3 separate regions of the Homo sapiens genome follow, and regions 2 and 3 are each linked to region 1. A link is an interaction called in ENCODE POLR2A ChIA-PET data of the cell type or tissue named here. Cell type or tissue: MCF 10A. All regions are shown on one strand.

Region 1 (4,000 bases):
CCTCCCCCAGCCCAGAGCCCCAGGCTAGCATGCCTTCCATTGCTCCAGGGAGGTGAAGACATCCGAAAGCAAAGCCCCCTGGTGTGGGGCCCAAGAGGCAAGCCCTGCAAAGCCAGCCTAGGAGCCAGGGACTTGGCAATTAACCAAGACCTGTCAACTCTCAGGAGCTGACTGAGGCCAAAGGAAGGAAGCAAGAAATAGATTTAAGTCATGCACAGGCACTTGGGAGAAAAAAGCGTTCGGCTCCGAGAGAATTAGGTGGCGGGGCTGCCCTAAACTGCACCCCAGACAGTAAGAAGGCAGCTTCCTTCTCTAACCCGCTACCCTTTCTAGGGGTCCTAAAACTTAGAGGCTCAGATTAAAGAGCTCCTCACCCCAACTGTCCAGGTTCCCATCCATCATAATCGTGTGGCCTTAGACTAGACACTCCAGCCCCCTGAGCCTCCTCCTCTGTCATTTGGAGTGATGAGAATTAAAGTGTCCACCTCAAGTGGTGGTTGTCAGGATTGAGGAGCTAATTCCTGCAAAGCATCTGGGACATATCTGATGTATCAGCTGTTATTCTGGCCTTGGCAGAGCCCAGACGCCACTGCTGCCCCCTCCCTTCCCCACAGAGTACACAGGGGTGACGGGTGGGGGGCAAGGTGCTGTGCTTGACCACATGCCATTCGGATGCCAGGCCAGAGTGAGGACGGTGGGAGGCCAAGGTGGCCCCACACGTGGGTGTTGAGTGGGGAGCGTGGCGCACGTCAGTCACCCACCAGTGCCTCGCTACCCTACCCGGCACCAGATCCTGGGATCAGGCTTAGGATGGACCCGTGGCCTCTAGACAGGGTCCTGTGCCCTTGTGAGCCAGAAGTGCCTAGTGTGTGAAAAAGATGTCTGCCCTGGAGGTGGAGGCCCAGGGTCCGCGATGTGACTGGCAAATGGTTCTCCCCGCTCAGGGGCTCTCTCTTCCTCTGGGCCCAGAGGGGGCTGCTACCCCTTCTATCTCTGACCATCTGTGACTCTCCCAGACACACTCCTCTCTCTGCTCTGGCCCCTGCCACCCAGAGCAGGATTGAGCCAGGTCCAGGAAAGACATGCAGATCCAGCCACCAGGGCCAGAACATCAGGACCACCAGGCCAGGAAAGGAGACGCAGGGCTGGGAGAGCTGGTAACCCCCTGGGGTGGGAGAGTGGGGTCTCAGGAACTGTGGAAAGGTAGGCATTGCCCTGGGCCAGGTGGGCCTCTGCCGCCCTGTCAGAGGCTCTGTGGGGGCAAAATGGGGTCTTTTCTATTTCTACTTCACAGATGGTGTAAAAGAGGTCAAAGGAGGCAGAGAAGAGAAAGAAGAGTGGGGAGGAAAGAGTGTGAGGAAGGCAGGGATTCTCATTGCCCCAGAGCAGAGCTGCATTCAGCCATACCCATCGCCCCTGCTAGACTCAGCACCCGGAAGGCAGTACCACTGATTGAGGCCAACTTTGTCCCCTGTCCTCTACCAAGTGCTTTGTACATGCTACCTCCTGTGAGGTGGGTGTTTTCATCCCCACTTTACAAATGAAGACAAAAGTCAAGTAACGTGCCTGAGGTCACATGAGTGGTGAGCAGTCCAGCTGAGTCTTGAACCAGGTCTCACATTTCCAATGCTGAGAGCTCCTTGGCCTTGACCGTCTATGTCCTCCCAGCCTCTGAGACAGTAGGGTGTACATAGTAGGTCCTCAATCAATGCTAGTTAAAGTGAAGGAAGGAAGGAAGGGAGAGGGGGTAGAAGGAAGGGGGAAGATAAGCCAGGGAGACTCTTTGGCAGCCAGAAAATAAATAATAAGTGCTGTTTTCCAGTGCCAGGCTGGCACGGTGCCCAGGATAGCTGCCCTACACTCGGGAGCTCAAGGCCTATGCTTGACTCATCTTTTCCAGAAGTATGTGAGCCCAGATACGTCAGCCTTCAAGTATGCAGTGAGGTCTGCGGTGAGGCGCTCTCTCTTCTCTCCTGCCCCCTTGAATGGCCTTCCTTTTGCCAACTCCCCACCCCCAACCCACCCGGCCAGTCCAGCCTTGGCCCCCTCCCCAGAGCTAGGCCTGCTTTCTTTGGGGCAGGGGGCTGTGGACCAGCCCCCTAAGCAATGCAGATACCTGTTGGGAGGGAGACCTACATGCTGCTGGGGGAGGGGCGGGAGCACCCACATCATCCAACAGGTTGGTCAGGCTGGGAGGCGTCCCGCCCTCCTGCAGCTAATGAGCACTGTGCAACAGGTGTCTGCTCCTCAGTCCCCAGCCCGCCCCAGCTGTGACCAGAGCAACCAGAGCCTGCCACCCGACGCAACCCCAGGCTCACTCGCTCACCCCCCTGGGCCCTCCTGCTTCCGGCCGGGGGCACCATGGCCTGCCGCTCCTGCGTGGTTGGCTTCAGCAGCCTCAGCAGCTGTGAGGTGACCCCGGTGGGCAGCCCCCGGCCTGGAACCTCAGGATGGGACAGCTGCAGGGCCCCCGGGCCGGGCTTCAGCTCCCGCAGCCTCACAGGCTGCTGGTCGGCTGGCACTATCTCCAAGGTGACTGTGAACCCCGGCCTGCTGGTGCCCCTGGATGTCAAGTTGGACCCCGCTGTTCAGCAGCTGAAGAACCAGGAGAAGGAGGAGATGAAGGCCCTCAATGATAAATTTGCCTCCCTAATTGGCAAGGTGAGCACAAGTAGGGGGTCCCAAACATGAAGGGCTGCCAGGCCTGGGCCGGTAGCTGAGCTCTGTGTTTCCCTGAGCATCGATCACCGCGCCCCACCCCTGCACCCAGCCAATGGGGAGATGGCACTGCTAACCCGACAGGCTAGCTCTGAGCAGAGGCTGGGGGAGGGAAGTCCCTGATCCATCCTGGCATGTGGGGAGAAAGGGACCCCAGGATGGCCTTTGAGGGATGTGTTGATAATAACATGCTGCATGACCTGGGGTCACCCACCACCCAGGCAGGGACTGGGGAGGACCACCTAGTGTGGCCAGGGGTGCCCTCTCGCAGGAATGGCTGATGGAGGCATGCTCTGCGGTCCTACTCTGAGGCAAGTGGACAGGGGAGATGGCCTCCCAGGCACCACGCTCCTGTTTATCCCTCAAGCCTCTGGTCCCACAGCATCTCTCTCAGCTGCCCCAGTCAGAAAAGCCAGCAGGGTGGAGGGTGAGTGCGGGGCTGCTGGAAGGAGGTTGCTGCCCAGACTGCTGCAAGTGAGGGTGCAGCTCAGGTGTCAGGAGATAGGAATGCAGGGGACGATGCCTCGAGTCAGAACAGGGAAGCCAGTTGGGCCTTCCTGCACCCTGCGCCCCTCCTGACTGCGGGAGGTGCATCCTCAGCATCACAACCACACTTCCTAGACTCCACTACCCATGGCCTGCAACAGGTCTGGGGCACTCGTGTCCACCTCTGCTCCCAGGGCAAGGGAGCTCCCAAGGAAGTTATCCACTTCCCAAATCTGTTCTTTACTCATCTTCTCCAAGAAACTCCTCCTGACTCTGCACCCTCCTGCACCCTCAAGAATAATCATGATAGTGCCAGCTGCCATTGGTTAATTGCTTACTATGTGCCAGGCACTGTGCTGATGCTTTTCAGGTTTATCTGTATTTCTCTCAACAACCTTATGGGAGAAGACAATTTTATGTCCATTTCACAGATAAGGAAAACTGTACATTTCTGAACCTGCCAGTAAACCAGAGGTCCAGCCTTCAGCCCCTGGCTCAGTCCTTGTCTGCTCTTGGCCTCTGATTCTGTGTTCCTCTGCATGTTGCTGGTCTCCCCCATGAGGTGGGAGCTCACAGAGAGGGGCAGAGGGAAGAAAGTAACATGCATTGAGCATCTACTTATGCCTTGCCCTCTGGAGGAACATTGCAAATGCAATGAAATTCAAGCCACACTGCCACCCTGCAGTGGCTGTTATTTTCCCAACTGTGCAGATGAGGAAACTGAGGACCAGCAAGGCTAAGTGCCTTGCCCAAGATCACACAACCAGCAAATGGTAGTCTGGATTTGAACTCAGGT
Region 2 (4,000 bases), 53 kb after region 1:
GAAGGCTTCACTAGAAGGTAATGTCTCTGAAGACCTGAAGGAGGCGGGAGAGCCAGCCATGTGGTTGAGGGTGGGAGGGGTGATGGATGGAGAGAGCATTGTGGGAGATGGGGGCTGAGAGCCTGAGAGGCTCACATTAAGACCTGGCTTTCCTTTGCTGAGACCAGAAGACGCACATCATAGCATAGTGGGGCACATAGCAAAGTGACATGACCTGATTAAGGATTCAGCAGGACCCCTGCTGCAGGGGCAAGGGCAGAGGCCAGTAGATCACCTTAACACTTTCTTGAAATCACTTTTCTGTCTCCCAGTAGGCCTGTTGGACTCGGGTGGGGAGGAGGAGTGGAGGCATTGGAGGGGATGGCCAAGCATCTGGTCTGGGCAACCACGAGGGCAGAGGAGACACTCAAACGAATCCAGAGACCATCAGAAGAAGACAGAGTGAGCAGGGTGAATGATGGGGAGACGAGGGGCCCACAGATGGCAGCTTTCACCCAGAAGCTGACCACAGGCCCTGCCAAAGTCAAGGGCCCACCCGCAGACACCTACACCCCACCCAATATTGAAGCCCGACCATTCCTACATATTGACAGGGAGGATAAAGGCCTAGAGCTGCCTCTTACCTTCTCCTGCTCTCTGGAATCAGGGCACTTTCTCCTCCTGATTCCCTCAGATCTTCCCACCCCTTCCCATCTCTCTCACAACCTCAGGAAGCATGACAGCTCCTGCAATAGTGAATTAGCATTTCACTCACAGAGGGGACCTCCAGATAGGACAGCACTGCTCAGTCCAGCCTGAAACCAGGGTCTCCTCTGCAGCATCCTGTGTGGCAAGTGCACTCTGCTTGTGCACTGCCAGTGCCCAGTAAGTTACTTCCTCACCAGGAAGCCCCTTCCATTCTTGAACAGCTCAGATTGCAAATCTGCCCACCCATCAGCTCTCTCCAGGCAGGAGATCCTGCCTGGTCTCCATGGAAGACACATGGAATGCAGCGACCCCCTCCTCCATGTGATAGGGGCAGGGTGGAGAGAGAACTAGCTTCTGAAGCACTTCCTCTGTTCTGGGCCCATGGGACACAGGTATCAGCAGCCAGCTATGGTCTCTGCCCTCGGGGAGAGAGGGTACTCTCTCAGATAGATCACTACAATGCAAATGAAAAAAGAAAAGAGGCCAGTTGCAGTGGCTCACGCCTGTAATCCCAACACTTTGGGAGGCCTAGGAGGGTGGATCACTTGAGGTCAGGAGTTTGAGACCAGCCTGGCCAACATGGTGAAACCCCGTCTCTACTAAAAATACAAAAATTAGCCGGGCATGGTGGTACACGTCTGTAATCCCAGCTAGTCAGGAGGCTGAGGTGGGAGAATCACTTCAACCCAAAAGGCAGAGGTTGCAGTGGGCTGAGATCACACCACTGCACTCCAGCCTGGGCTACAGAGAGAGACTCCATCTCAAGAAAAAAAAAAGAATAAAGAAAAGAATATTGAACTTTATTGAGCAATGACCATGTAATATGCACTGTTCTAAGCACTTTATATAAAGCAAATAATTTCATTATTCCCAAAGCCCTAGATAGGTCGGGTTCTGTTATTCTGTTTACTTCACATATGCAACCAACCCAGTCATGCAGATCCTGTCAGTGGATCAGAATGTGAACTCTGGAGCCATGCTCAGAGGAGCAGCCAGCTGAAATTAGCACCTAGCTCTGCCGGTTTGAAGTTTGGGCCAGAGTTCCACCTTTCAATTTAAAGCATTTATCTCTTCCATTGTCTCCAAAATACAAAATGCCTCTTTTTCCCAGAACACCTGGACCAGGTGGGAAGGGGCACAGTACAGCAGTGCCATCTAGGGACAGAAGCGTACACTGCAGAGGTTTCAGTGCAGTGGCACCGGGCCCTGGGGCAGAGACCCAGAATCCCCAGCGCCATTCACCTCCCCACTATGGGGTGCCATTCAAAACTGCACACTTGATCTGCTTCCTAAAGTTACTCGTCAGAAGACAGCCCGCTGCAGAGCGGTGCCACTAAAACTCTGTTGTTTGTTCAAGGGTCCCATCTCCTTTTTAGTATGAATGTAGGTGACTTTAAGAGTTCTGAAACCCGGCCAGGCGCAGTGGCTCAGGCCTGTAGTCCCAACACTCTGGGAGGCTGAGGCAGGCGGATCACTTGAGGTCAGGAGTTCAAGACCAGCCTGGACAACATAGTGAGACCCCCCGTCTCTACTACAAATACAAATACACCGGGCATGGTGGTGCATGCTGGTAATCCCAACTACTCGGGAGTCTGAGGCAGGAGAATCGCTTGAATCCAGGAGACGGAGGTTACAGTAAGCCAAGATCGCCCCACTGCACTCCGGGCCCCACTGCACTCCAACCTGGGCTCCGCTCCACAAAAAAAACAAAAAAGAGTTCTGAAACCCAGTAGTTTAGCAGAAGGACTCATATAGTCCCTGAGCAGCTAAGTTGTACCTGTTTCTGGTGTCAGGCAAACTTGAAAGAGTGACCTTATCAGGACTCCGGAAAAGGAGAGGGTATCCACACACTATGCTGGCAACACTCTTCCTTAAGCTGGGTGGTGGATACATAGATATTCATTATATTAAACTTTGCATATATTTATAGATATGAAATATATTGTTTAAAGTGTATTAATTCTTTAAGACAAACTTTCCATTTCGGACCAACTCTGTATCATGCATTTGAACAGAGCACCCACAAGGAACCACAAACAGCCCTGGAGGAGAAGCCCACAGGGAAAGCTCAGTTTGTGGCTCTGCACCACCCACCGGCAAATCAAATCAGCCCAGAGAGCAGATCAGGAAGTTACATGCAACTCCAGCCTTAGAACTCTGCCCGTGGAGCTGCTGGAGTTCAGTGTACAGAGCTGCATGGGGTAGTTTATTCATTTGAAAAATAATTAGTAAACACCTACTACATGCTAAGCCCTGTGTGAGCTGCTGGGAATCTAGGAGTGAGGTGGACGTGTCTCCTTCCAACAGAGCATGACCTCTGTGTTGGAAATGAGTCCTGCCCATAGACAGCAACAGACAAGATAGAAAGTGGGAGGCATCATAGGGGAGACATGGGGGATCACCTCCTCCTCGGGAAGATCTTGGGAAATGATCGCTTCCACCTTAGGAAATCCAGAAAGGCTGCTCAGAGGGAAAGGCATAAAGCCAGGCCTTTAAAGATGGCTAGAGTTTGATTTGCTGGAAGGAAGAGACTCGCTCTAGAAGGAGGGAACAGTGTCAGGAAAATCCCAGAGGGAGAGGATCCAGGGAGAGGTTTGGGGAACAGCCAGAAGGGGAAGGATTTTAGAAAAGGAATCCTGTATTCTCAGGCTGGAGAAGTAGCTGAGTTCCCCATGACAGCAGCCCTTGAAGGAGTTTAGCCTTGACCCAGCGAGAGCAGGGAGCCATGGGTGGTGTTTGAGCAGGAGAGTGCTCCAGTCAGTGTTGCAGCTGTGTACTGTGTGGTCAGAGCAGGGAGCAACTGGAGGCAGGGAACCCCTGAAGCTGCCCAGTGAGCAGACCCGTGGGTCTGTGTGGGGAGGTGAGCAGCGGGGGAAAGGAGTCCCACCATGGGTCTGTCCTGCCAGTGAGTCTCTCCAGGCCAAGGGGTTTTACTTGGCAGGCCCTCCCCCAGCCAGAGCAGATGGGAGTTAACCAGCCCAAAGCCAAGGGTGCCCATCCCTTTCCTGCCTGGCTCCATTCACCACCAACCCGCAGTCCTCTCTCAACATCTTTCTCAGTCCCGCAGCCCACACTACTTCCAGCCCACTGAGCACCCTCGGAGAGAGGCAGACAGTTCAGCATGCGTTGAGTACCTTTGTGTGCACAGCATCCACTGGGCCCTGAGGGGAGAAGCAGGGAGAGAAGCTTAGCCCTCGCCCTTAGGAGTTTAGATCTGAAAGGACCAGAGGTAGCTAGATGGGAAAGCTGCACTCTACAAGGTGGAACCTTTAGGAGCCCACATGCCCTCTCCTCCCACTCAAAAAAATTCTCC
Region 3 (4,000 bases), 80 kb before region 1:
AGATAGATACAGATATAGACACACACATATACATATATCTCTATTTTCCTATAGGTAGCACATGTGTTTTTTGTTTTTGTTGTAACAAACAATGCTGCCATGAACTTTCTTGTACATATCTGCTGGTGGACCTCAACAAGAGGTTCTTTGGGGTACTAGTTGTCAAACTGTTTTTTAACCTCAACTCTAAATAAGAAATATATGTTGTATCATGAATCACTACCTACGTACAAATACACCACATCTACTGAAATAAGTTTCATGGAAAAATCATTTACTTCTACTATGTGTAAGGCAATCTGATCTAACCAATCACCTTAACACATTCTTTTACTTTCAACTTATGTCCTCATGTTTTAAGTTTATTTCTTATAACTAGCATATTACTTTATTATTATAATATAATGAAAATGAAATACTCATGAACCTACTTACTGATCCCAAAACTAAAATCTTACTAGTAATTTACATTTAGCTCCATGCTCCTTCCCTACCCTGTCCTCTCCTAACCACCCCAGAGGTAACCACTTCCCTAAAGTTGATATAATTCCTTTGTTTTTTCTTAGCTTTATCAAATACATGCATATGCCTCAATATATATTTGTTTCAGTTTTTTTGTTCTTTTTTTATAAAAAGTGTGTCACACAGGGTCTTGTTTTATTCAACATTATGTTGCTAGTATTCCTCCATTATAATATTAATATTCCATTCTTATAGTATTCCATTGTGTAACTATACCACACTTTAGGTAATTCTATTACTGTTTTGTTTTGTTTCTTTCTCTTACAAAGGTGGTGCCATGAACATTTTTCTACATGTCCTCCGATGCACATATGTGAGGATTTGTATACAACTACAAACAGAACTTCTGACTCATAGGATGGTCAGAATCTTATAAAGGTGTTAACTTTATAAGATAATATAAAATTATTTTCCAAAGTTGTTATAACAATTCACACTTTGCTCAGCAATGTGAAAAAGATTCGTATCCTCTTTAATGTGTCTTAATTTTCAACAATTAAATAATGCAATCTCATTTTTGGTCTTGCTTTGTATTTTCATGATTACTGTTAAAGTTTAATATCTCTTTAAATGTCTATTACATGTGTATTTCCTTTTCTTTTGTCCATTTTTTTCTATTGGGTTTTTGCTGTATTCTAAAGGATTATAAGTGTTCTTTATATTTCTGAGTATTACTATTATATCACTTACATATATCACAAATATTATCAAGTTTACAGCTTATCTTTTCACTTTATCACCTATTTTGAAAAATAAAGTTGTTAGTTTTAATGTAATCTAATTTATCAATCTTTTATGTTGAGCATTTTATGTGACATGTTTAAAAATCCTTCTCTACACCAAGGTCAGAAAAATATTCTCCAATATTTTCTTCTAAAATTCTTAAAGTTTTGCTTTTGACATTTGTAATTTAAATTAATTTGAAACTGATTTTGTGTATAAGAGAAAACAGGGATCTAATTTTATTTTTTACATGTGGTTAACCAATGCATAGTCCTTTTCACTACTGATCTGCCATACCACTTCTATTTTACAACAAAATCATTTACTTATTTATAAATAAATTTAGGGGCTATTTTGTTCCATTGGTCAGTTTGTCTATTTTTGTGTGGGTACTATACTTTCTCAATTACTATAACTCTATAATACATTATAATCCCTGAAAGAGAGAGTACCTATTTCTTCCTTCTCATCATTCCTTAGCTGTTCTTGACCTTTGTTCTTCCCCATAAATTTTAGAATCAACTTGTCAAGAATTATGTAAATCTTCATTTGGAATTTGAGTGTAGTTGCGTCAACTCTGTAGATCACTGTAAGGATAATTAACATATTCATGATAGTAAAGCTTCCTATCTAAGAACATGGTATAGCTCTTCATTTAATTATGTCTTCTTTATCTTTTCTTTCCTATAACATTTTGTGTAACGCTTATATTTCTCTAGGTGTAAGTCTTTCACATATGTGTTAGATTTATTTCTAAGTATCTTATGCATTTTAAATCATTATTTTATCAACTTAATTGACATATAATTTGCATACAATTGTATCTCAATAAAGCGCACACATTCTAAAAGTACAGTTCAACAAATTTTGACAGATGTATGCTCCAATCTAATCACCACTGAATGAATCTAGTTCATTATTTTTTGTTGCTGAATGATATTTTATTGTATGACTATATCTCAATTTGTTTATCCATTCATCTGCTGGTACACATTTGGGTTGTTTCCAATTTAGGGCTATTATAAATAAAGCTTCTATAAAATTCATGTACAAGTCTCTGTATAGATCTGCTTTTATTTCTTTTGAGCAAATACCCAGGAGTGGAATTGCTGCATCATTTGATAAGTGCATGTTTAACTTCATAAGAAATTGCCAAACTGTTTTCCAAAGTTGCTCAATCATTTTACACTCCACAAAAGTTTCAGCTGATTCACACTTGGTATTGTCAGTCTATTAAATTTTAGCCTTCTAAAGGAGGCAAGAAGCAAGGAGGAAAAGAAGACCAGAGAAGGGAAGGGAAGAGCAAGACAGCAAGGGAAGCAGAAGGTTGAAAGATGGTTGGTGAGAGGCTATCCTCTTCGTGGGTTCAGTCAGGTCAGAATCCTCAAACAGAACATGCCCATGGGCTACGTGCCACTCCTCTCAATAGCCTTTCTCAGCTTGAGGGCAGCAGGGGCCAAGGAAGAGAGATTCCCACACAACAAGAAGTAAGAAGTGGGAAGCAGACAACGTGGATCAGGGTGGGTCAAGCAGTGGCGCCCTGCCACCAGGCTGCACAAGGTCAGGTAGGGCCAGCTGGGACCCTCGCAAGGGTGAGAGGCTGGGCTGGGTGCATCCTCAAGCTCTGCCAACTTAACACTTCCTGTAGCTGCTGCCACAGGCCCCATCCCACAGGAGCTGATGCCGCAGGTGCAGGTGGCCAAGAGGCCCCCACAGGCAACCCCACCAAGGAGCTGCTCACACCTGCACAGAGACAGCCATAAGAAGTTAAACCCTTTGGTCGGGGTGGGAGCTGGTCCCAAAAAGCCCCACCTCCAATCAGCACTGGCTTCCTACCAGCTGGGAGCAGCCAGGAGGATGGCTTCTTCTCACCTCCATCTCCAGGGGTGAAGATGGCATTGCTTCCCTGTAGTCTGTGCGAGGGACTGACACCCTGACTAGGAGGGACTCCATCTTGGGGTTTAATCTCAATCCCTTCTTTTTTTTGTGAGATGGAGTCTCACTCTGTCACCCAGGCTGGAGTGCAGTGGCACGATCTCGGCTCACTGCAACCTCCACCTCCCAGGTTCAAGCAATTCTTGTGCCCCAGCCTCCCAAGTAGCTGGGATTACAGGCACGCACCATCATGCCTGGCTAATTTTTTGTATTTTTAGTAGAGATGGGGTTTCACCATGTTGGCCAGGCTGGTCTCAAACTCCTGACCTCAAGTGATCCACCTGCCTCAGCCTCCCAAAGTGCTGGGAATACAGGTGTGAGCCACCACACCCAGCCTCAATCCCTTCTTTCTGTAAATATGAGCTCTTACTATATTGCCTGGGCTGGTCTCAAACTCCTAGGCTCAAGCAACCCACCTGCCTCGGTCTCCCAAAGTTCCAAAGGGATTACAAGGGTGAGCCACCGTACTCGGCTGAGACCCTGTCTCAAAAGAAAAAAAAAAAAATCAGGATGACCTTAGGATCCACAACATGTGGATTTGATTACAGCTCATTCAATCCACATGTATTTAAAGAAGATTAAATGCATGTTTTAATCCAGTAAAGTGACTGACATCTTGAACATGGACAAGTATGTTTGGACAGGGAGAGAATAAGAGCTTCCTACTGAAGGGGAGAAATTATAATTTTCCTCAACCCACATAAATTCGTAGTTGAGACAGACTCCTGCAACAACAGACAGATTAACAAGAGAAAAACAAGCAAGTTTACCAACAGGAGCAGTGCACGTCATGGAAGGAGAAAAGTAACAACCAGGGACT

The links. ChIA-PET counts read pairs that join two places held together with the same protein. Peaks named below come from ENCODE experiments on the same cell type or tissue, not always from the same donor. Only the 100,000 strongest peaks of a DNase experiment are listed, where the experiment ranks them.
Region 2: POLR2A ChIA-PET joins it to region 1 with 6 read pairs; 9 of 35 experiments call an interaction of 5 or more read pairs at or near these places.
Region 3: POLR2A ChIA-PET joins it to region 1 with 5 read pairs; 9 of 35 experiments call an interaction of 5 or more read pairs at or near these places.

What each region holds. Positions count from the first base shown.
Region 1 is chr12:52,190,264-52,194,263 of GRCh38, reverse strand. It overlaps KRT80 (keratin 80), which reads left to right and starts at 2,250. Exons shown (of 9, transcript NM_182507.3): 1 at 2,250-2,661. The coding sequence starts at 2,362. In MCF 10A, no CTCF peak of the experiment used is centred here; a DNase peak (open chromatin) is centred at 1,883.
Region 2 is chr12:52,137,545-52,141,544 of GRCh38, reverse strand. No RefSeq gene overlaps it. Among named protein-coding and RNA genes, the nearest start is that of SMIM41-AS1, 21 kb to the right of the region's middle. In MCF 10A, CTCF peaks have their summits at 102 and 1,854 (motif pointing left); a DNase peak (open chromatin) is centred at 1,844.
Region 3 is chr12:52,269,773-52,273,772 of GRCh38, reverse strand. KRT86-AS2 (KRT86 antisense RNA 2) reads left to right here. Exons shown (of 2, transcript NR_199073.1): 2 at 1-1,036. Among named protein-coding and RNA genes, the nearest start is that of KRT86, 2.9 kb to the left of the region's middle. In MCF 10A, no CTCF peak of the experiment used is centred here; a DNase peak (open chromatin) is centred at 2,412.